2 separate regions of the Homo sapiens genome follow, and region 2 is linked to region 1. Evidence: chromatin loops called from intact Hi-C (ENCODE). Cell type or tissue: PC-9. All regions are shown on one strand. Links, peaks and the distances in the headings refer to the core of each region. The heading gives the core; the rest is flanking DNA. Region 1 holds the start of PYGO1 (pygopus family PHD finger 1). Region 2 overlaps LOC124903496.

Region 1 (12,206 bases), core at 1-8,000:
CCTGTACTAGACTTAACAATTTCTTGAAGACAGGTGTCATACCTTTTTTTTTTTTTTTTTTTGGTGGGGGCAGATAGGGTCTCACTCCAATTGCCCAGGCGGGAGTGGAATGGTGCGATCTCAGCTCACTGCAGCCTCAACCTCCCTGGGCTCAGGTGATTCTCCCACCTCAGCCTCCCACGTAGCTAAGACCACAGGCACATGCCACCACGCCCAGCTAATTTTTCGTACTTTTAGTAGAGACAGGTTGTCGTCCAGGCTGTTCTTAAACTCCTGGAGTCAAGTAATCCACCTGCCTCAGCCTTCCAAGGTGCTGGGATTACAAGCGTGAGCCACTGCGCCCAGCCAGGTGTCATATCTTAATTAGTGCATTCCCACTATATGGCACTGTGATTGCTCTATAAATATTTGTTGAATAAATGAATGAATATTGCCATCAGATCAATGCCTAAAAGAGTTCTAGGAATACTGGAGAATGGGAGTATTGGTTAAAATAACGATGGCAGTTGACATTCTAAGGGAAAAGGGCAAGTAAAAGTAGTATGAGGGGAAATGGACTATCAGAAAGCAGCATAATTCATGTATTCACTCATTCATTCATTTGACATTTACTATGGGCAAGGCAAATAAGATAATCAAGACATAGTACCTGTCCTCATAGATCTGTCTTATAATCAAAAGGTGAAGGTTTGGGGGTGGAGTGTTAAGAACTGGTAGAAAATAGGAGTAAGATACTGTGTCACTAAAGAGTAATTCTAAATCTATTGTTAAAATATAAGGACAGTTTGGAAGACCACAGCCAGCTGCTTCTGGTCTACTCACACCTTTATAATCTAGGTCTATTAGTGGCATTTCTCAAACTTCAGTATGCATAAGGAGCACCTGGGGATCTTGTTAAAGATGCAGAAGTCCCAACTCTGTGGATCCCAGAAGTCCTGATTCCGTAGATCCACGAATCTATATTTTAATAAGCATCACAAGTGATTATGATGCTTTTGGTCTGCAGAGCATGCTACTGTAAAGTCCTCAGTCATTCATGTTTTAGTTTTGCCATATCTGAGTTCTACCTATAATATTACTTTCTTAATAATTCATGTAATTGCTATATGTGTGTTAATAATTCATTTAAATTGCTATATGTGTGTATTTATACACATATGTATCTTAGCCTTATCCTAAGCAAGGTATTTGGTGACTCTTTTAATACATATAAAATAAATACACAACCATTAAAAAGGTCTGTCTCTATCACATCAGCAGATGGGAAACAGTTTGAAAAGCACTGCTCCAGAGTTTATGCCCTGCAAACACCACATCCTGCATGCAGTCTGATGATATAAATTACATTAAATAACAAAAAGCTCCAGGGCAATGAAGTTCAGCAGAATGGTGCTTCAGAAGAGCTAATCATAAAATATTCCAAAAAATTTTTTAATGAATGTTCTAATTATTACAAAATGACATTAAGAAAATTCTCCCCATAACATAAAAATACTGACTTTTTATTTTAAAAAGTGTTTTGTCTTTTATTCTGGTACTTAACTCTCAGAATATTCTTGAGCTGACACCGGAGCCAACCCCAATAGCTACGCCATAGAACTTAACAGCAGTTGGAACAAAATGAAGATATATCTGTGTTCTTGACCCACAATAAAACACTCATCCATTTTATTTAGAATTAAATTTGATTAGGACTGATAATTCAGTTCAAAGGTATAAACTTGATAGCTCTTTCTTTTCCTTTAACCCCAAAACAATTTATAATAGTAGGCAAAATTATACAGCACAAATATCAGGGGAATAATTGTATCTCAGGAAGGTCTATTCCTTAAAGGCTTTGGCAACTCACAACCACAAACAGAAAAAGACAATTAAAATATTTCACCAAATTAAAGGTTGTGCTGATATTAAGCCTTTAAAAACAATATTCTCTAAATTATGTTTTCTCTTAAATGGCTAAGAAAATCATTTTCTACCAAAATACTCTTGAGTGGATGTCTTTTGGATTGTGTGTCACAAGCTAGTTCTATACATGTTTAATTTCTAGTCACATTGAACAAAAACAAAAATGAATGACTGTGGTCCTTCATCTCTACATCACTTAAGTCAGCCGGAAATTTACCTTCCTACTTACTGATTTATAAAGCATTTTACCCTGTTTACCCTGTTTGGATGACTATTGCAATCACCTCCCTACTAGTCTCCCCTGCTTCAGCCTTTTCTCTACAGTCTATTCTCCGCACAGCAGCTTAAGATGCCCTGTTTAAAATGTCAGATCACTCACTCTTATGCTCAAAACTCTGCAGACCTTTTCTCAGAGTAAAAGCCAAAGTCTTTTAAATGGCACACCAGGCCCTCTAATACACAATCATCCTATAGCCGGCAGCATTAAGACTACTGAACGACTGTAATTTTACTATTAAAATGCTATAATTTAAAAATGTACTCTTAATGATATCTATCACCTTTGCTCACTTTTCAAGAATCAAATAATTCTTGATCCTACTCCTTAGCCCCTGTCACAGGACTCTTTCCTTGCTCACTTTGCTGCAGTTACAATAGCTTCTTTGCTGTTGATTGCACACACTGGGCATATTCCAGACACAGGGGCTTTGCATTTGCTGTTGCTTTTCAGAGACTGCTCTTCCCACGTGAATTCATATGGCCCTGGCTCTATCATTTCCTTTAGGTCTTTGCTCAAACATTATCTACCAGGTGAGCCCTTTCATGATCACCTTACATACAATCCATACTTCCCATCCCCACACATATTTCCTCTCCTCTATTCCTGTTTTGTTGTCCACCATACCACCTACGATTTGACATTCTGTATCTACTGTTTATCATTTGTTTATCCCACAAGAGGGTGAACTCCTACTGGATGAAGATTGTCTATCTGCTTTGTTCACTGCTGTATCCCAGTAACAAGAACAGTGTCTAGCACATAGTAGATGTTCAATAAATATTTGCTTAATGAACAGTGAGTACTACTCCAACTCTAGAACTTTCAGTCTTAACCTTATTAAGAGCTAAAAGGCATCCCCCAATTTCCGGGTGGCATTTGACTTTTGTGAACTTATATGCAGTATCTTTTGTTTGACACATGGTTCCCTCTGATTTTTCTTAGATGATAGTAACACGAAAGGAAAATTCCTAACCAGTGCGCAAGAAAGAAGAAAATCAACCATGCATAACACTGATTTTAGATAATATCTTATCCATAAACCAACAGAGAAAATGCCTTCTGAATTTGTAGCTTCTCCTCTTAAACCTACGGAAAATAAACTGAATATTTGTTGCCTTTGCCGGGGTGGGGGGGCGAGAAGGGGGCCAGGAGAGACGTGAAAGCCCAGGAGCCCTTCTTCAACAGCATCAACTCTTGTGTACTCCAACTTACTTTTTTTGAGGGGGTGGGCACCGTTCGAGGTCTCTGCCAGGGGGTGTCTGTTTTTCACCCTTTGAGGTGCCTATTGTGCTGTCTTGAGAACGAGGAGAGGTGGGTGAGGAGGGGGTAAGAAAGGATGCTGCTTGCGGCTCCAACTGCCTCCGAACACAAAGTCGGGAGGCGAGGGATCCGCGCGGATGTCTCGGGGGCCAGCGGGCGCCCGGGCCGCGCGCTCGGATCGCAGCCTCGGCCCCGGGGTGCCGGCGGGACGCGGGCTGCGCGGACTTAGGCCCGGACAGAGCCCCATGGCCTCCCGGCGGCCGGGCACGGGGCCCCGCGCACCTCACTCACCCCGGTTCCCCCAATCCGGCACCCTTCTCGGTTACCTCGAACTCTCTTCAGCGAAATGGGATCCTTCTCCTGTTCTGCTGACATTACAGACCGCAAAGCATGACTCCCCCCCAGGCCGCGGGAATTCGGTCTCTTTGATGCTGCGGCGGCGGCTCCTCCTCCTCGCGGGGCCGCTGCGGCTGCGAGGCAAGCCTCGGAGCCGAGGCACGGCCGAGGGCGGTGGGGACGCGGGCCGACTTTGCAAAGTTTGGGAGGAGGACGAGGCCTCGGGGCGGCGGGGCGGCGGGGCGGCGTGCGGGCACCGGCGGGGCTCAGCGGCGGTGGCCGGGAGCGCGGCCTGGGGGCGGCCCCCCACCCGGGGCCGGCATGTGCTGAGGGCGAGTGCGCCGCCGCCGCCGCCGCCTCCTCCCACTCCTTCTTCTTCGCCGCCGCCTCAGGAGCCGCTGACAGGGGAAGCAGGAGGCTCGCGGCCCGGCCCTGGCGGCACACTCACAGCGCCCTCTGAGGAGGAGGTCTGCTCTCTCGCCGCTCCCGAGTCGCAGACACAAAAGCCCCCAGACTGGAGCCGCCTGTAAAACCCGCTCTGGGGCGGGCGAGGGACGTGGCGCGGCCCCGCGGCTTCCCCGCCCTGAGCTCCCCAGCCCCGCGCGGGGACGGGCTTCGGGGGGCGGGGGCCGCTGCCTCGTCCCGCGGCGCCTCCCGCCACCGCCGCCGCCTCGCGCTCCGCCTCGGCCCAGCCCCCACGGCCCGCGCGCGCCTCTTGCTCCAAGCCGGGGCTCGCGGGCCCGCGGCTCTTGCAGCCCGGGTGGGCAGCGCGCGCCTAGGGGCCGCCCCGCCCCGCGCCCGGCGCTCCCTCGCCGACCGCCAGGCCCGAGAACGCCCGACCCCGCGGCCGACGCTACCGGGCCCAGCTTTCGCAAGGAAAGGGCATCTCCGAACTTCGTCGGAGGCCACAGCAGCAGGCGTCTCGGCCTCGCAGCTAGGGATCGGAAAGATGAACGTACCATGCGAGGAAACTTTGTAAGCGGGAGCTGGAGAGTTCTCGGCGGGCATGTGGGGATCCAGATTCCCCGACTCCGTGTCCGCGTGGCCGTGGTGTGGACACCTGTCTGTAGAATGCCTCCACTTGGTATTTTAACGACTTGACTCTTCAAGAAAGAGCGACGTAGAATAAATACCAGAAAGGACGGTGGGCGGGGGAGGGGGGAGCGTGGGTAGAAGCGGTGACGCGGCTGGATCTCATTTAGACGTTAAATTTTAGGAGGAACACCCCCAGTGTGATTGTAAATTAGATGTGATCACCGGTCCACATTCTTCAGTTGGGCTGTGTGACCGGAGGCGACTTAGGTAACCTCTCTGGGTCTCAGTTTTCTTGTCTATAAAAGGCAGTGGGGCTACATCTCGAAGGTCTCTTCTAGCTCCGACATTGTTTAACGCACTTCTACGAAATTGTTTTCCCTGGTTTTTGTTTTTTGTTTTTTGTTTTTGTTTTTGTTTTGCTAGGTTTTCTGGTTATCCACTGGGCTTATTTTGATGTAAGAATCACCGAAAAGCACTCATGAAGCGTGGGAGGACACAGAACTAGCTACAGACAGGAGTCTCGTCCTTCCGGAGACAGACACCCAACTCATTCAGCTGCACAGTGTCACAGAGAACAGATGTTAACATGAAGCCAATGTACAGCCTCAACAGCTGCATACCAGACAATCGCCACAGCGGCTGATCGTCGTTAAGACATAGCGTGGCCGGAGGCAAATGTTACCCTTTATCTAATAAGGGTGGTCTGGAATTATGGAATTCCTGATTAGAAGAGTCAGACTAGGACAGGCTAAGGAAAATATTCTTACAGGAAGCACTCTGAGGAGAAGGTTCCTCCTAACTAGAATGTAAGCGCCATGCAGGCAGGAATTTTGACTGGCTCACTGCTGTATCCTCTGGTACCTAATACTGAGTAACACATAGTAAGTGTTCGGGAAAATATTCATTGATGTATGAATAAAGAGATTTGAAGTGGCCCTGGGACGACTGGGGTGGCAGGGCTTTGGTAAGTGTAATAAAGCCGAAGCAAATGGTAATATAATAAAGCAGATTGGGGGCCGGGCGCGGTGGCTCACGCCTGTAATCCCGGCACTTTGGGAGGCCGAGGCAGGCGGATCATGAAGTCAGGAGATCAAGACCATCCTGGCTAACACGGTGAAACCCCGTCTCTACTAAAAATACAAAAAAAAAATTAGCCGGGTGTGGTGGCGGGCGCCTGCAGTCCCAGCTACTCGGGAGGCTGAGGCAGGAGAATGGCGTGAACCCGAGAGGCGGAGCTTGCAGTGAGCCGAGATCGCGCCACTGCACTCCAGTCTGGGTGACAGAGTGAGACTCTGTCTCAAAAAAAAAAAAAAAAAAAAATTAAAAATAAAGCAGATTGAATCTAATAATCTATGTTATAGGGTGGTTGGAGGAAAATTTGAAAGCACTTTGGTAAGTCAACAAAGAAATGAAGGCCAGCTGTGGTGGCTCACGCCTGTAAATCCCAACACTTTGGGAGGTTGAGGCGGGAGGATCACTTTAGCCCAGGAATTTGAGACCAGCCTGGGTAACAAAGCTAGACCCTTCTCTACAAAATAATTTTTAAAAATTAGCCAGGCGTGGTGGCACCGGCCTATAGTCCCAACTACTCAGGAAACTGAGGCAAGAAGATCCCTTAAGCCCAGGAGTTCAAGGTTGCAGTGAGCGATGATTACACCACTACACTTCATCCTGGTTAACAGAGCAAGCAAGACCCTGTCCCCCCTCCAGAAAAATATGGAAATGACATATTTTCATTTTATAACTCTTAGTGGAAGGAGAATGGTTCAGAAAAATCATTGCTAAGAGATTTTGAGTTCTTTATTGTAATTCCCTAAAGCTAGAGACTCAGAAATAGCATGAAAATCAAGAGAAATGAATTGGCTTCTTTTTAATGATTCATCAAGAATAAAAAGACCATCTTACTTGGGCATAGTCTTTTAAATCGATTTTACTTCCAAATCTTGATGGCTTCCTTGCACATAATCAGAATTACCTGGAGAGCATTCCAAAATTTCAGATTCCTAAGTCCCTCCCCAGATTTACTAGAGTCAGAATCCCTAGACGTCTGTTTTTAAAGGCTCTCTAGGTGATTCAAAAGCAATGAGCAGATTTGATGACTTGCATTTATCAGCCATTTGGTATAAAACATTGTCACCCAAAGATTGTATACAGAGATTGAGACAATGGTTCCTGTCCTTAAGAAGTTCACAGTTTAGGGCAGGAAGTAGAGGTTTAAGGTAACATGAACAATGCAAAATGCCAAGCACTGCAATAGACTTCCGTGTCAGCAGAGGACAGAAACCCTCCACTCAGCTTGGGAGGCAGGTAGCTGATGATGTTTTTAGGAGAGCCTTAAAAAGAACATATAGGAGGCCGGGCACAGTACCTCATGCCTGTAATCCCAGCACTTTGGGAGGCCGAGGTGAGTGAATCACGAGGTCAGGAGTTCAAGACCAGCCTGGCCAAGACGGTGAAACCCCGTCTCTACTAAAAACACACCAAAAAGCCAGGCATGGTGGTGGGTGCCTGTAATCCTAGCTACTCGGGAGGCTGAGGCAGAGAATTGCTTGAACCCAGGAGGCAGAGGTTGCAGTGAGCCAAGATTGTGCCACTGCATTCCAGCCTGGACGACAGAGAGAGACTCTGTCTCAAAAAAAAAAAAAAAAAAAAAAGAACATGTAGGAGTTGTTACCAGGGGTTGAGGATAAAGGTTAGGTAATGAGGAGTTACTGTTTAATGAGTACAGTATTTCAGTTTGGGATATTGAAAATTTTCTGGAGATGGATAGTGGTAATAGTTACACAACAATGTGAATGTAATTAATGCCACTAAATTGTATTTGATGGCTAAAATGGTAAATTTTATGTTATATGTATTTTACCATAAAATGGTTGAGGTGAGAACATGTAGAAAATAAAATGGATTGCAAGGGCAAATGGAGTCTTGTAATCAGAGGGAACAGAGTTTCCAAAGGACAAGAAGGGTGAAAACGTATGAATCTTTTGGAGACTGTAAGTAGTTAGGACTGGCTGGAGCATAAGGTACCTTTTGAGAAGTGGCAGGAGCTGATTTTGAGGAAGTAGACAAGAGGCCAGACCTCTGAAGGGCATTGCATGCCACACCAAGAATGTTTGATTTTATCCTGAAAGCAATGGAGAAACATTGATGAGTTTAAGCAGGTGAGTGACATGTTTAGGTCTGAATTTTAGAAAGATCATTCTGGCTACTAGGTGAAAGATGGATTAGAGAGGCACAGAACATTAGTATCTTAGTCTATTTGTGCTGCTATAACAGAGCACCACAGACTGGGTAATTTTTAAAGAACAGAAATGTATTCCTCACAGTTCTGGAGGGTAAGAACTCTTAAGATTAAGGTGCTGGCATCTGGTGAGAGCTGCTCTCTGCTTCCAAGATGGTGCTTTGAACACTATGTCCTCCGGAAGGAAGGAACACTGTGTCCTTACAAGGCAGAAGCTAGAAGGGCAAAAAAGAGCACATTCCCTTTATGAAGCCCCTTTAGAAGGGCACCTAATCCCATTCATGAGGGAGGAATCCGCATGGTCTAACCACCTCTTAAAAGCAACACATCCTGGCCAGGCGCGGTGGCTCACGCATGTAATCCCAGCACTTTGGGAGGCCGAGGCAGGCAAATCACGAGGTCAGGAGATCGAGACCATCCTGGCTACCATGGTGAAACCCCGTCTCTACTAAAAATACAAAAAATTAGCCAGGCGTGGTGGCAGGTGCCTCTAGTCCCAGCTACTCAGGAGGCTGAGGCAGGAGAATGGCGTGAACCCGGGAGGCAGAGCTTGCAGTGAGCCGAGATTGCGCAACTGCACTCCAGCCTGGGCGACAGAGCAAGACTCTGTCTCAAAAAGAAAAAAAAAACCAACACCTCCTAACACTATCATATTGTCAACACCTGAATTTTGGAGCAGATACATTCAAATCATACCAATTAGAAATTATAATGTAGCCAACAAGCATATGAAAAAAAGCTCAACATCACTGATCACTAGAGAAATGAAAATCAAAACCACAATGAGATACCGTCTCACACCAGTCAGAACAGCTATTATTAAAAAGTCAAATTTATACTCCCACCAGCGGTGTATAAGCATTCCTTTTTCTCTGCAACCCCAGAACTACCATTTGACCCAGCAATCTCTTTACTGGGTATATACCCAAAGGAAAATAAATCATTCTGTCATACAGACACATGCACACATATGTTCATTGCAGCACTGTTCACAATAGCAAAGACATGGAATCAACCTAAATGCCCATCAATGATAGACCAGATAAAGAAAATGTGGTACATATACACCATGGAATACTACGCAGCCATAAAAAGAACAAGACCATGTCCTTTGCAGGAACATAGATGGAGTGTAGGCCATTATCCTTAGCAAACTAACACAGGAACAGAAAACCAGACACCACATGTTCTCATTTATGAGTGGGAGCTAAATGATGAGAACACATAGATACATAGAGGGGAATAAGAGACACTGGGGCCTACCAGGTGGTGGAGGGTGGGAGGAGGGAGAGGATCAGAAATAATAACTGTTGGGTACTAGGCTTAATACCTGGCTGATGAAATAATCTGTACAACAAACCCCCATGACACAGGTTTACCTAAATAACAAAACTGCACATGTACCCCTGAACTTAAAAGTTAAAAAAATTAAAAAAGGAAATTATAGAGAAAATGAGGTAAGAGATGGATGAGGGCCTTCTACATTGAAGTGGGGTAGTGGAGAGGAAGCATAAGGAATGGTGGTAACAACTGACAACGTGGTAATTGTTTAGATGGGGAAGGTGAAGGACAAATCAGGAATTTGCTCCCAGACTTGTTTTAGGTGACACAGAATACAGGGAGACATTTGATGGTGGTAATAGTTGGTGAAGTGGGATGATGATGAGCTTAGTTTCGGACACCTGAGTCTGCGATGTCTCTCTTAAAAATACAAAAAATTAGCCGGGCGTGGTGGCGGGCACCTGTAGTCCCAGCTACTCAGGAGGCTGAGGCAGGAGGACAGCGTGAATCCTGTAGGCGGAGCTTGCAGTGAGCCAAGAACGCGCCACTGCACTCCAGCCTAGGCGACAGAGCAAGACTCAAAAAAAAAAAAAAAAAAAACAGGCAATGAACTGGATTTGGCCCACACATGGTAGTTTGCTGACCCCTGGGCTAGAACATGGGCTATATAAAGGACTCTGGAGCTCAGATGACAGGCCTAGGCTGCAGATACACATGAAGGAGACATTACCTAAGAATGGATAAACTCATCAAGGACCAAAGAAAAATAAGAGCCAAGAACAGAATGCAAGGAAATGATGACAGTTTAAAAGGTTAACAAAGATAGAGGAGGCTGTAAAGGAAATCATGAAAGAATGACAAAGAAAACAGGACTGTTAGGGCAATAAAGAAAAGGAAGAAACAGTATCACATGCTGCGGAAAGAAGTACTCATTTCTATCATCAGTCATCCTTGGCCTGGCATCTACTGAACTTTTTGGTTTTCTTATATTTTAAAGTATTGATTTTATAGTCTGCTTTTAATATTTTTCATCTCAAATTTTGCATGTTTTTATTGTGGATGGTTGCGTGATGCAATGTTTAAGCACTCAGCCTCTAATCTAAGTTGGTTTCGATTAACATGTACACTTTAAAAAAAAAAAGGAAAATATTTCTGTAAGTTCTATTTTAAAACATTTGCAATCACAGATTTGTATTACATTGAATGGAAATAAAAATCAAATCCAATCTAGATGTTTGGAAGTTTTGCAAATTGGTTTGAATCCTTTCATGTTGTAATTGAAGCTGCAGCCAGTTTAGCAAACTCTAGCCATCGGCCAATCATATCCAGGAGCCTTTCGTTGACAAATATAGTGCTATCAAAAGCTCAAAGTTGAGGGCAATAACAACAGCAAACTTTGGAAGATGGTTTGTATTAATCAGGATTCCATCAGGACACAAGGGGCACACAGTTTGAATGGAGAAAGTTTAATATAAAGGATTATTAACTATACCAAGGGATTGAAGTAGTAAGGGATTAGTATGAAGTGAAGTGAGGGACAGTATGAAGTAAAGAGAATGCTAAAGTATTTGAGAAAAACAGATATAAGGAGCAGGCACTATCCTTAAAACTAAGATAAAGCACCTAAAGAAGAGGTCCCCCTCCTCTCCAGGCTAAGATCCTGACCTTACCGGTGAGTGCACAGCTGCGGCTCACTGGATGCCAGAGAAGCTGCTGTGGTGCTACCTTCTGAGGGGAGTGCCAAAGGAAGATGCCCTGGGTGCTGCCGGCATTGCAGAGCCTGGCACTGATGTTGCCAGCACTGCAGGACCTGGAAGGAGGCTATGAATGCTGCAGAAACCCGTTCAGAGGAACAACCGAAACAGGAAGGAAAGCAAAAGCCCCTTACTCTTATAATGTCTCTCCAGCACCTTCTACTGACAAAGTTTAACATCATGCCAGCTGGCAAAGGCAAAATATTAATATTTAGAGTCCAGCTCCATTTTTGCAGAGCAGGCAAGGAAGGATAAATTTGGAGTTGAGAGGCAATAAATTTATTATTGACACAATGATGGTGTGTACTTTAGCCTAGCAAAGCTCTGTAAGGGACCTCATATCAATAAGCACCTTTGGTTCTGGAATATACTATGTCATAAAATGGTGCCTCCCAAATATTTGCTGTCATGCCCTAAATACATGTTTATTTTCTATATTATGAAATATGGGACAAAGTTTTACTTCAGAATACTTTTGATCTTATTCTCTTTAGCCTTTCTTTTTTTGAGACAGAGTTTCACTCTTGTTGCCCAGGTTGGAATGCAATGGCATGATCTTGGCTCACTGCAACCTCTGCCTCCCAGGTTCAATTGGTTCTCCTGCCTCAGCATCCCGAGTAGCTGGGATTACAGGTGCCCACCACCACACCCAGCTAATTTTTGTATTTTTAGTAGAGATGGGATTTCGCCATAATGGCCAGGCTGGTCTTGAACTCCTGACCTCATGTGATCCAACCAGCTTGGCCTGCTGGGATTACAAGCGTGAGCCACGGAGCCTGGCCCTCTTTAGCCTTTTATATCCCATCCATCATCAGATTCCACAAATTTTACCACCTATATATTCTCAGATGTGTCCATTCTTCTCTATCCCCACTACCACCATCCAAATCTAGCCAAAATCATTTATTTCTTTTCTGGACTTATGCAATAATCACCCAAGTTTTCTCCACATTTTTTGTCCTCTGTTCAATTCATTTTCCACTTAGTAGCCAGACTGCTGGGTTTTTTTTTAACTTTTTATTTTGAAATAATTATGGCTTCAAAGGAGGTTATAAAGAAATGCACAGGGAAGCCCTGTGCATCCTTCCCCCAGTTTACCCCAATTTTTTTTTTC
Region 2 (12,563 bases), core at 1,815-9,814, 73 kb before region 1:
GGGAAGCCCCTTATAAAATCATCAGATCTCATGAGAACTCACCCACTACCACAAGAGCAGCATGGAGGTAACTGCCCCCATGATTCGGTTATCACCCACTGGGTCCCCACGTTGGGATTATGGGAACTACAATTCAAGATGAGATTTGGGTGGTGACACAGCCAAACCATATCACCAGGTTATTTTTTTCCTCTCTCTGTAATTTTCAGTGATAGATTTATACTTATTCCTTTTATTATTAATAGTTTATGTATGTAAATCCATAAATTATTTTGTTTGTAAAAAATATTACAAGTTTAAAGTAAAAATTTCAAAACAATCTCTATAGTACACAAGCATACTTATTTCCTTATTTCATATCCTGAGGTTCTTAGAGAGTGTAAGCATACATTATGGAGCAAAAATTAAGTATGATTTACTATTCGTAACCTAAAATTAATTACCTATAATTTTATTTACTTTTGATGTGCAAAATTCGAAATTTTGCCATTGGAAAAGGTTGCTTTCTATGTTTTCTTAACACCACTTTGGAACTTTAAAAGGCATTTAAAAAAATCCCTCATTCTAGTAGCAAGATCACTTAGGTCCACCTTAAAGGTTTTTCTTTTCTTTTTTTTTCTCTAGGAATTGAAATTCTCCAAGAACTTTTAGTTCTATTTAGTGGAGAATAGCTTTACAGACCAAACTCTAGGCACTAGGTGTTAAATGCATTAGTTATTTTACTATTTTAAATTTGGGCTTTCGGAAATGATAATGTGATTTAAAATTAAATGAGAATATCTAGGTAGAGGTCATGTAGAATGTGAAGTGACCCTGCATAATTTTCCTTTTCTTTTGGGTCCTAATATCTTAGATATATATTTATAGGGTATGAGCTTGATTGTTTTTCCTATTAGACTTGTTTTGGCACAATACCACTTATTTCATTTTTTTTTTTTCAAAACGGAGTCTCGCTCCATTGCCCAGACTGGAGTGCAGTGGTGTGATCCTGGCTCACTGAAACCTCCACCTCCTGGGTTCAAGTGATTCTCCTGCCTCAGCTTCCCTAGTAACTGGGAGTACAGGCATGCGCCACCATGCCTGGCTAATTTTTTTGTATTTTTAGTAGAGACGGGGTTTCACCATGTTGGCCAGGCTGGTCTTGAATGCCTGACCTCAGGGGATCTACCCACCTCAGCCTCCCAAAGTGCTGGGATTACAGGTGTGAGCCACCACACCTGGCCTAGTTATTTAATTAAAAAAAAAAGTTTTAAGGGACTCTTAAGGAGAACAACTATTATTAAAGTAGAATTTTGTAGGCTTAATTAATCCTTAAAGAGGATTAATAAGGGGAGAATATAAACAAACATGAAGGTTTGTTTTTGTGTCATCCACACATTTTTTAAACATTTTAAAATTGAGTTTAGTTTATAACTGAGTAGAGTTTAAAATGTTAACATTTTGTCATTAGATAAATGCAAATTCCTATTTGTATTTATTATCTATGCCAAAACATTAAACTGTTGAAAAAATGTATTAAAGTATATCAGTATATTTAACCACATTAATTTTGAAATACAATTAATATTATTCATGAAATATTAAACCATTACCCTGTACGTGTAGCGGGACGAACCACAGACAAGAACCCCTCAGACGACACCGAGTTGTGGAAGGAAAGGGCTTTATTCAGCTGGAAGCATCAGCAGACTCACGTTTCCAAAAACCGAGCTCCCCGAGTGAGCAATTCCTGTCCCTTTTAAGGGCTTACAACTCTAACGGGGTCCGCGTGAGAGGGTCGTGATCAATTAAGCAAGCAGTGGGTACGTGACTGGGAGCTGCATGCACCGGTCATCAGAACGGAATAAAACAGGACAGGGATTTTCACAATGTTTTTCCATACAATGTCTGAAATCTATAGATAACACGAGCAGTTAGGTCAGGGGTTGATTCTTAACTACCAGGCCCAGGGCGTGATGCTGGGCTATCTGCCTGTGGATTCCATTTCTGCCTTTTAATTTTTACTTCTTTCTTTGGAGGCAGAAATTGGGCATAAGACAATATGAGGGGTGGTCTCCTCCCTTATTCCCCCACTTTGAGAACCTCAGTCAATTAGTGGGAGTTCTCACTTTCATCCTCACTACCCATGTATTCTTGCAAGACAGATCGATAGTGATTCATATAGTACAGTTGTTCTGAAGCATTTTGGTGAACTAAGGTAGCGATGAAGCTTTTTATCATTTGAAGAAGTACAGGTAGCAAACAAGGGAGCAGTAAGCAGGTTCCTATTACTAATATAACTCCTATTATAAGAGTTTTAAATCCTCCTAACACTGGGAACCATTTTCCAAACATGGCCCCAGGATCAAATCCATGCCACACTTGCATGGGCACATGTGACAGTTTTATCATATCTCTGACTATGTCTTCAACTACTTGCCCTTGATCATCTACGTGTAGACAGCAATTAGTAAGGTTAAATTTCCCACAGACCCCTCCTTCAGCTGCTAGCAAGTAGTCAAGAGCCAATCTATTTTGATAGATAGCATTTCTCATCTGAGTCTCTTGACAGGCCAGAATAGTCAAGGCTCTGTCGGTTTTATTAGTGATTCTTTCTTTCTTTTCTTTTTTTTTTTTTTTTTGAGATGGAGTCTCACTCTGTCGCCCAGGCTGGAGTGCAGTGGCACAATCTCGGCTCGCTGCAAGCTCTGCCTCCCAGGTTCACGCCATTCTCCTGCCTCAGCCTCCCAAGTAGCTGGAACCACAGGCACCCGCCACCACCCCTGGCTAATTTTTTGTATTGTTAGTAGAGACGGGGTTTCACCATGTTAGCCAGGATGGTCTCAATCTCCTGACCTCGTGATCCACCTGCGTTGGCCTCCCAAAGTGCTGGGATTACAGGTGTGAGCCACCGCGCCCAGCCCATATTAGTGATTATTTCTAAGACAGCTTGTAACCATATGATTTGGTTGAGCATGTAAATGGGGGTCTAGTATCCCCATGAACCATCTCGTCCCCAAGTAGCAGGTCCATAATATTGTATGATTCTCTCTGGGGGCCATTCATTATCTTTCCAATTTCCTATAGCTATGCTTCTTTTTTCATGGGAAGCATAGACAGGGAAGCCCAGGAGTTCGCCTGTCTTTATGGACAGTAGGAAGAAAGATGGTTTAATAGTGCCAGTAATACAACTACCTGCCCACTGGCCAGGTAATTTAGCGTAAGCTCTATGCCCACATAGCCAGTATAATCCAGTGGGGGCTGTCCAGTCCTAGTGGGACTCCAGGTGGGTCCACATGGTTTGCAACCTTGGGAATTTACTAAATGGATTCCTTTCTGTGTGATTTGAACTCCACCAAGTGACTGTTTTTGTGGTACCATTATACAGTTTCTGTCCCAGACAACTAAGTTGTCCTAAGGGGTGAGTGAATTATTTTCCTTCTCTAGCTATGCAATATTGTCCAATAATTGAGGCTTCAGGGTCCAGAAATTATCAAGGTGACTCTTTTGAGCTGGGAATTCATTGGGAACTGGGTCTGTAGGTACTAATTCTTGGGCTTCCCATGGCCATTGATCTCCCATCACAGTTCCTCCACATACATAACATGAAGTGACACTGAGAGACTGGGCTACATGCTTGGCTAATTGCAAAAACAAATTTCTTGTTTTTCCTGGAATTTCTGGTACTGGCACATTTAGTTCATCTTAGAAAGTTTGAAACACTGGCTGAGCAGAGCGTTTGTAAACTTCTCCTCGAACTAAGATATTTACTCAAGGATCCAGTCCTGCCCCATCGATTCCTAAGGTCACATGCTCCCCTCTTTTCCAGCAAGGATCAAGGGGATTGGTTGTTGCTAGCTCTAAGGGGTTACATTGTCCCTTAGTACAGGAAGGGCCACTTTTTCCTTTCTGAAGTGGACTGGATCCTTTTCATTTTTTTATCCAAGTGGCCTAAATGACACAAGACCAGTGTTCACATTCATTTCCACACAGTCCTAATTCATGACAAATGTACTTATTTTCAGTCATATCGCCTTTTTCCCAAAAGAGCCACATCCCTTTCCTAATTTACTGCCACTAATGACAGCACAGGCATCAAATTTCAAGATTATGTGTTTGGGCACCCCTTTCTCTTCTGTTCTGGCTATTACTTTACTTGTATCATTTACGCGTCCCCACTAGTCTTCAGCCCTTAATCTTATTTCAAAAACCGTCAGCCACAAACGCCGGCCCATTATCTAAGCCAATTCGTAAGGGCAGTCCAAACCTAGGAATAAGGTCTCAGGGAAGCACACGGGTTACTTCGTAGGCCTTTTCAGTTTCGTGTTGGATAAGCTCAGAGGGGTCATAACACACAGCTGGCCGGTCGTTTCCTAGGCTACATACCTTGTACTGAGTGTCAGTATATAAACATGTTCCTTTTAAAGTTCCTAGGCATTCACAGTAACTATAGAACAGAAAGATTGTTTTAACTTGTTGCCTTACCTCAGTAACCTGATGTATACACTGAGAGCAGTCCTCCATGCGGGGAAAATCAGTGGAAGTTTTTACTATACAAGTCCAAATTATAAGGAAAATGAGTCCCACGATGATTCTCCTCATGCTTCGGCCGTGCGTAGACCAGTCAGCTTCCGGGTGTGACTGGAGCAGGGTTTGTCGGCCTCCTCAGAGTCACTTCGCAGGGGTTGTCCGGGCTCGGTTTTGCCTCCCAGGTTTCAGCGGCTGCCAGTTTCACATGGCTGTGGTGGATCCAGGCTGGGATTCCTTCTACCTTTACAGCCGTGGGGGTGGTCAGGATGACGGTCTGAGGTCCTTTCCACCATGGCCGCAAAGGGGCTACGTTCCAGTCCTTGATCCACACACGATCAACTGGAAAGAAAGGATGAACTGGGGAGAACAAGCTGACAGGACACCTCTCATTTACCCAAGTCGAGATTGTCTGTGTAATTTTTCCCAAAGCCTGTAGCTGTCGCTGTAACTCAATGTCACCTAACTCTCGGGGAGTGCCTGGAAGTCCCCGTAGTATAGTAGGAGGCCTATGATACAGTATTTCATAAGGGGAGTATCCTGTTTTCTTAGAAGGGGTGCATCTAATTTTAAACAATACCATAGGAAGGGCCTGTATCCATTTTAATCCTGTTTCCTGACGTGCTTTCCCTAAACCATTTTTGATAGTCCGATTAATTCGCTCCACCTTTCCGAAACTCTGAGGTCAGTAGGCGGCACGCAGCTTCCAAGTGATTCCTAATGCCTTTGCTGTCTTCCGTACCAAGTCAGCCACAAACGCCGGCCCGTTATCTGAGCTGATTCATAAGGGCAGTCCAAACCTAGGAATAAGGTCTCGGAGAAGCACAAGGGTTACTTCGTAGGCCTTTTCGGTTCGTGTTGGGGAAGACTCCGCCCACCCAGAGTAAGTACACACAAGAACCAGCAAATACTTGTTACCTCTACATTTTGGCATTTCTGTGAATTCCACCTGAAGATCCTCAAAAGGAGCTACTCCGTAAGCTTATAGGCCGGGCAGAACAGTGGGGCCTTGCCTTGCGTTCTGCTGTCTGCAAGTAACGCACCGTTGTGCTACTGCTTTGGCAAGGGCTGGCAAGTGTAGAAGTACCGGCCTAACAACTTTTCAAGTGACTCTTGACCTAGATGAGTGGTTTCATGCATGGCCAGTATGATTGTGGCTCCCAGCAACTGCGGCACAGCTTCCCTCCCATCTGGCAGTCTGATCCATCCTTCTTTTATTACTTGCCCCCTTCTGTGTTGAAACATTCTTTTTCTTCCTTAGAATAGGTAGGTACCAGGTCAGGTGTTTGAGGGAGTAAGGAGGCTGCTACCGATGCCCAGTAAGGGGTAGATGCTGCTTTTTGAGCTTCTGAGTCAGCTCGGGAGTTTCCTAAGGCCACTGAAGTGGAGGTTCGCTGGTGTCCCCTGCAGTGCATGACTGCCACTCTCTGAGGTTTCCACACTGCCTCTAATAATTGTAGAATTTCTTGTTGATATTTTATGTCCTTTCCCCCAGAGTTTAACCGGCCCTTTTCCTTATATAATGCTCCACGCACTTGGAGGGTTAGAAAGGCATATCGAGAGTCAGTGTCGATGTTTACAGTCTTACCTTCACTGAGTTCTAGAGCCCAAGTTAAAGCAGTGAGCTCAGCCTTCTGGGCTGACGTCCCTGTGGCAACAGTTTGGCTTCAATGATAGCATCCAAAGTTACCACCACATATCCTGCATGTCTTTCTCCTTGTGGGTTGATGAAGCTGCTCCCATCCACGTATAACTCCCAGTCTACTGATGCCCATGGCTGGTCCTGAAAGTCAGGTCTGCTAGAACAAACTGAGTCCAACACTTCTACACAGTTATGCTCGACTGGGCTCTCATACTGGGAGCAGGGTGGTGGGATTTAGGGTGTTACAGACTTCAGTGGTTATGTGGGAATTTTCACACAGCCAGCTTTGGTACTTGGTTAATCTAGCGTTTGTTAGCTGATGCTGTCCTTTGGTATTCATCAAAGTTACCACAGCACGGGGGGCCTTTATATTCAGGTTTTGCCCAAGGGTTAGTTTATCTCCTTCTTGTGCTAACAGGGCTGTTGCTGCCAGGGCCCTTAGACATGGGGCCCAGCCTTTAGAAACCCCATCTAGTTGTTTTGAGAGATAGGCTACTGGCCTTGGCCAGGGCCCCACAGTCTGGGTTAAAACTCCAACTGCCATTTTATCTCTTTCTGACACATACAGTGTAAAGGGCTTTGTCAAATCTGGTAGTCCTAGGACTGGGGCCGACATAAGGTTTTCCTTTAACTCACGAAAGGCTTGCTGTTGTAGAGGTCCCCATTCAAAAGACTCCCGGTCGCCCCCCTTTGTAACTCCATACAAAGACTTGACCAGTACAGCAAAGTTTGGAATCCATAATCTGCAAAACCCCACAGCTCCCAGGAATTCCCTTACTTGCCTTCTGGTTTTAGGTTCCTGTAGGCTGCAGATGACCCGCTTTCTTTCTGACCCCAGGCTGCGCTCCCCTTTCCGAATAGCGAATCCCAGGTAGTGTACCTGCTGTCTGCAGATCTGAGCTTTCTTCTTGGACACCTTATACACACAGTTCTCCAGGTGCTGAAGCAGGGCATCCGTCCCCTTCGCACACCCAACTGCCATGGCATGTTCCAGCAGAAGGTCATCCGTGTACAGGAGCAAGACGCAGCCTAGGGCATAAGACAATATGAGGGGTGGGCTCCTCCCTTATACATGTGAATCAAATGTTACACGGTAGTTATAAATTAAGCTAAGAAAGTATTTAATAAAATAAACTCTATTTCCTTACATAGTCTGAATATGCATTCATAATGACCTGGAAGGCCAAATTTACATTTGGAATTCTCAGTCTCCTTGGGGTTTCATGCAGGAACATAGCAGAGCTAACAGCCTGTCATTGGACATAGAGATGTACACTCAAGACTCACAGGCCACCCTCAGAAGGACTAGCCAGAGAAAAGACTCCGGGAAGTAGCCTGGGGCTGTTGGGCAGGGATTCGAGGTAGCCAAACCATGATGTAGAAGGGTGAGCAGGTTGCAGGTGAACAGCTTCCTTACACTTGGAGAAAGTGCAACTGGAAGTGGTTCAGAGAGGCGGCCTTTAAACCAGGGGGCTCAGGATCTAAGGTCAGGAATGTTGGGAATGTTAACATCTTTCCAGGGTAAAATCCTTTTTTTTTTTTTTAATTCCTTAGCATCAAAATTTGGTCCTCTAATCAAGTGTTTGTAACTGGACAAATTGGGTTAGTATGCCTAGTCTACTTTTCTTTTTTTTTTTTTTAATTATCGTTATTTTTTTTTTTAGTGACAGGGTCCCACTCTGTCACCCAGGCAGGAATCCAGTGGCACTGTCATCATAGCTCACTGCAACCTGGGCAGAAGCCTCCCTCCCACCTCAGCCTCCCAAAGTGCTGGAATTTCAGGCGTGCACCACTACACTCAGCCAATTCTACTTTTATTAGCTGTATGACCCTGAGTAAGGTTCTCCCCCCAAGCCTCAGTTTCCTTATCTGTAAAATGCAAGCAATAATATCTATATGTAGGGTATTGAAAGGATTAATTATGATTTTGTGTAAAGCCCTCATATTATCAATACTTTATTCAGACATTTGAGCAGATCTATCGTTTTCTTCTTGGACTTTACCAGAAGCATTTTTTTTTTTAACTTTTCTGTAGAGACAGGGTCTTTATATTTTTCCCAGGCTGGTTTTGAACTCTTGGCTTTAAGCAATCTTCCCACTTCAGCCTCCCAATGTGTTGGAATTACAAGCACGAGCCACCATGCCCAGCCACAGTCATTTTTCTGATTCACATCCTGACAGACATGAAATGGTTTTTTCTATCTGAGTGAGAACAAAACTGAAGCTTTTAATATTCACGAACTGAATGCTTTTGAATTTGATAATTATACCTATGATAGTGTGTTCGGTCATTTTTGCATGCTATAAATACAAATGGATAATTTATAAAGAAAACATGTTTAATTGGCTAATGGTTCTGCAGGCTTTACAAGAAGCGTAGTGTTGCCATCTGCTTCTGGTGAGGCCTCAGAAAGCTTACAATCATGGTGGAAGGCAACAGAAAGCTAGCATGTCCCATAGTGAGAGTGGGAGCAAGAGAGACAGGAGGAGGTGCCACAGACTTTTAAACAACCAGATCTTGGGTGAACTCAGAGCAAGAATTCGCTCATCACCAAAGGGACGGTGCTAAGCTATTCACAAGGGATCCTCCCCCATGATCCAAACACCTCCCAGCAGGCCCTAATTTCAACACTGAGGATTCCATTTCAACATGAGATTTGGAGGGGACAACATCCAAATCATATCAGATAGGTGCCACAAATCCAATCAACCTCAGAGTCCTAAATATCTCTCAGATCCATCCACTTTTCACTGCCTCTGTCTTAATTTCTTGACGTATCAATAGCTGAGGATATCAATTCTATAGTCTTCTGCAATGCCCTAAGTGTTTCCTCCTTAGATTGAGGCAATCTTTCTTTCTTTTTTTCTTTTCCTTTCTTTTCTTTCTTTCTTTCTCTCTTTCTTTCATTCTCTCTCTCTCTCTCTCTTTCTTTCCTTCTTTCTTTCTTTTCCTTCCTTCCTTTCTTTCCTTCCTTCTTTCTTTCTTTTCCTTCCTTCCTTCTTTCTTTTCCTTCCTTCCTTCCTTTGTTTCTTTCTTTTTTTCTTCTTTCTTTCTTTTTTTTTCTTTCTGAGAGATGGGATCTCGCTCTGTTGACCAGGCTGGTCTTGAACTCCTGGCCTCAAGCGATCCTCTCATCTTGGCCTCCCAAAGTGCTGTGAGCCACTGCGCCCAGCCAAGACCCTTTCTAACCTACAGCTTATAGCAAAGGCTTCAGGTGAGCATGAGAGAAAAGCAGAAATAACCTGCCGATGATAATACTGAATGCCTGATGCTAAATGAAAATGGAGAAGAGAAAAACTCTCTACTGGTATACAATATATAACTGTTTAAAAAGGATTTGGTCAATATTTTCCTCAAAGGAAAGAACATACTATGGATAGTGAAGACATTGAAAAATTATGCTAAGTGCATAATCTCTGAAACATGTTTATATTGGTACTATTTACCTAAAAATTGAACTAGAAATGGTTGAACTTTAAATTTGACAGCTTTTCCCATGCAGTTCTTACAATAATGTTCTGCTACTTCAGAAATATGAAATATATCAGGCAATTTCAATTATTTTTACCATTCCTTTTTGAGTAAAGAATAAATCTAGTGGCAAGATCACGCCATTGCACTCTAGCCTGGCAATGGAGTGAGGCTCTATCTCACAAAAAAAAAAAAAAAAAGAATAAATCTTCATGATTTTTAGGGGCCTCTTGGGAAAACTCAAAAACAGTTAGGTCTAAAAGACATCTTGAATTTTTGAAAATATAATTTAGGGTTCGATCTTGGAAAAGCATAATCAAAAAGTTATCATAGCAGAATTTGTCACTTGATTAAGAAAAAATCATAGAAATCTGAGAACAATGAATTATTTTAACTTGACTACCTATAAATCAAGGTTGGCACAGGAGTTGACACTAGAGAAAAGAAAAATATAGGGTGAAAAAAATCCTAAAAGATAACACAATTGTAAGGAACTTCAGCTTTTTCAGCATGAGTACTTTGTTTTTTGTTTTTGTTTTTAAGTACTGTAATCAAGGCCATGACAAAATCAGAAAACTTTTCTTGTGAGATATAAAATTGCAGGCTGGGCACAGTGGCTCACACCTATAACCCTAGCACTTTGGGAAACTGAGGTGGGCAGAGCACTTGACGCTTGAGCTCAGTAGTTTGAAACCAGCCTGAGCAACATAGTGAGATAATGTCTCTAAAAAAAAAAAAAAATTACTCAGGCGTGGTGGCTCACACCTGTAGTCCCAGCTACTCAGGGAGCTTAGGTGGGAGGATTGCTTGAGTACAGGAATGGAAGGCTGCAATGATCCATGTTGGCACCACTGCACTCCAGCCTGGGTGACAGAGCAAGACCCTGTCTCAAAAAAATAAAGTTTCATTATCTGAGTAGATTAAATTGAAGGTAAAAAAATAACCTGCCTGTGGTTAACAACAGACTGAAGGCTCTGAAACCAATTTATCATTTTAACATAAGGGAAAAAATAAATTATAATTTTGTATTAACCTAAACTTTAGGCAGTTAAAAACTTTACATTTTTACTTTATCTTAAATTTCTACTCGTAAAACTCATAAAAATTGGGCAAAACTTACTAACAGTTGTAATAAATTTTATTGCTTCTTTTCAGGCTCATTATCTGTAGTTATGATAAACCAAGGCAAATAAAGTTCACTGTTTGCATGACTTTAATTTTCCTCACCATCCAAGTTTCATCCTTTACTATCTTCTTTAACATTCTACACCAAACACTTTGCTTTAAATAATAGTGTTCTCTTCATACTTCTCTGTCACACTGCACCTGCAATAATCTCTACCACTTGTATTATTTAGAACTGTAATCAAAGAAGCTACTTTTACTTCATGGAAACTACTAAGAAGTGGCAATTGAGAACTATTTGTTACATATAAGAAGCATTTAGTAGCCCAGAAAAGCTCATAAGTTCACATAATGCAACCTCATATGTCCACACACATCCCTTTCACACATTGAAGTGGAAAAAATTAACACGCTCATTAGTAAGACTCAAAGAACCACTCTATAACTTATAAAAATAAAATCCAAAAGCATGTGTACGAAATAACAACTGAGATTGGTCTGGGGATTCTATATTACTTAGAAATTATCAAAGCAGGCCGGGCACGATGGCTCACACCTGTAATCCTAGCACTTTGGGAGGCCGAGGCAGGCGGATCACGAGGTCAGGAGACCGAGACCATCCTGGCTAACACGGTGAAATCCCATCTCTACTAAAAATACAAAAAAATTGGCCAGGTGTGGTGGCGGGTGCCTGTAGTCCCAGCTACTCGGGAGGCTGAGGCAGGAGAATGGTGTGAACCCGCGAGGCGGAGCTTGCAGTGAGCCGAGATTGTGCCACTGCACTCCAGCCTGGGCGACAGAGCGAGACTCCATCTCAAAAAAAAAAAAAAAAAAGAAATTATCAAAGCATTCAAAGATTATTTATGACTTAATTGAATATAGTTCAGAATCTTAAAGTGAATGTTTGGCTCCCACTTATCAGTGAGAACATGTGGTATTTGGTTTTCTGTACCTATGTTAACTCGCTTAGGATAATGACTTCCAACCCCACCCATGTTGCTACAAAGGACACGATCTTGTCCTTTTTTATGGCTGCATAATGTTCCATGGTATATATGGACCACTTTTTCTTTATCCAGTCTACCATTGATGGGCATTTAGGTTGATTCCATGTCTTTGCTATTGTGAATAGTACTGCAATGAACATATGCATGCATGTGTCTTTATGCATGTGTCTTTATGATCTTGGCAGAATGATTTATATTCCTCTGAGTATATACCCAGTAATGGGATTGCTGGGTCAAATGGTAGCTCTATTTTAAGTTCCTTAAGAAATCTCCAGACTGCTTTCCACAGTGGCTGAACTAATTTACATTCCCACCAACAGTGTATAAGCATTTGCTTTTCTCCACAACCTCACCAGCATCTGTTATTTTTTGACTTTTTATTAGTAGCCATTCTGACTAGTGTGAGATGGTTATCTCATTGTGGTTTTGATTTGCATTTCTCTAATCATTAGTGATATTGAGCATTTATTCATATGCTTATTGGTGTGTATGTCTTCTTTTGAGAAGTATCTGTTCATGTCCTTTGCCATTTTTTTAATGGGGTCATTTGATTTTTGCTTGTTGATCTAAGTTCTTTATAGATGCTGAATATTAGACTTTTGTCAGATGCATAGTTTGCAAAGATTTTCTTCCATTCTCTAGGTTGCCTGTTAACTCTGTTGATAGTTTCTTTTGCTGTGTAGAAGCTCTTTAGTTTAATTAGGTCCCTATTGTCAGTCTTTGCTTTTGTTGCAATTGCTTTTGGAATTCTCATCATGAAGTCTTTGTCAGGTCTGATGCCCAGAAGAGTATTTCCTAGGTTTTCTTCTAG

Evidence for each region. A loop is a pair of places that touch in the nucleus more often than their neighbours do. Peaks named below come from ENCODE experiments on the same cell type or tissue, not always from the same donor. Only the 100,000 strongest peaks of a DNase experiment are listed, where the experiment ranks them.
Region 2: it touches region 1 in a loop (5-fold over the local background); 9 of 110 quality-filtered maps call a loop at or near these places.

What each region holds. Positions count from the first base shown.
Region 1 is chr15:55,584,064-55,596,269 of GRCh38, forward strand. It overlaps PYGO1 (pygopus family PHD finger 1), which reads right to left and starts at 4,282. Exons shown (of 3, transcript NM_001367806.1): 1 at 3,772-4,282. The coding sequence starts at 3,820. It overlaps LOC124903497 (a long non-coding RNA gene), which reads left to right and starts at 4,487. Exons shown (of 2, transcript XR_007064647.1): 1 at 4,487-4,756; 2 at 5,240-7,734. RefSeq lists silencers at 4,054-4,103, 4,184-4,303. In PC-9, for the core only: no CTCF peak of the experiment used is centred there; a DNase peak (open chromatin) is centred at 4,218; H3K4me3 peaks cover 2,119 bases.
Region 2 is chr15:55,509,095-55,521,657 of GRCh38, forward strand. It overlaps LOC124903496, which reads right to left. Exons shown (of 2, transcript XM_047433411.1): 2 at 1,647-7,177. The coding sequence starts at 7,130. The coding sequence ends at 6,357. Among named protein-coding and RNA genes, the nearest start is that of DNAAF4, 7.1 kb to the left of the region's middle. In PC-9, for the core only: CTCF peaks have their summits at 4,941 and 9,597; DNase peaks (open chromatin) are centred at 4,937 and 5,607; H3K4me3 peaks cover 2,561 bases; H3K27ac peaks cover 2,614 bases.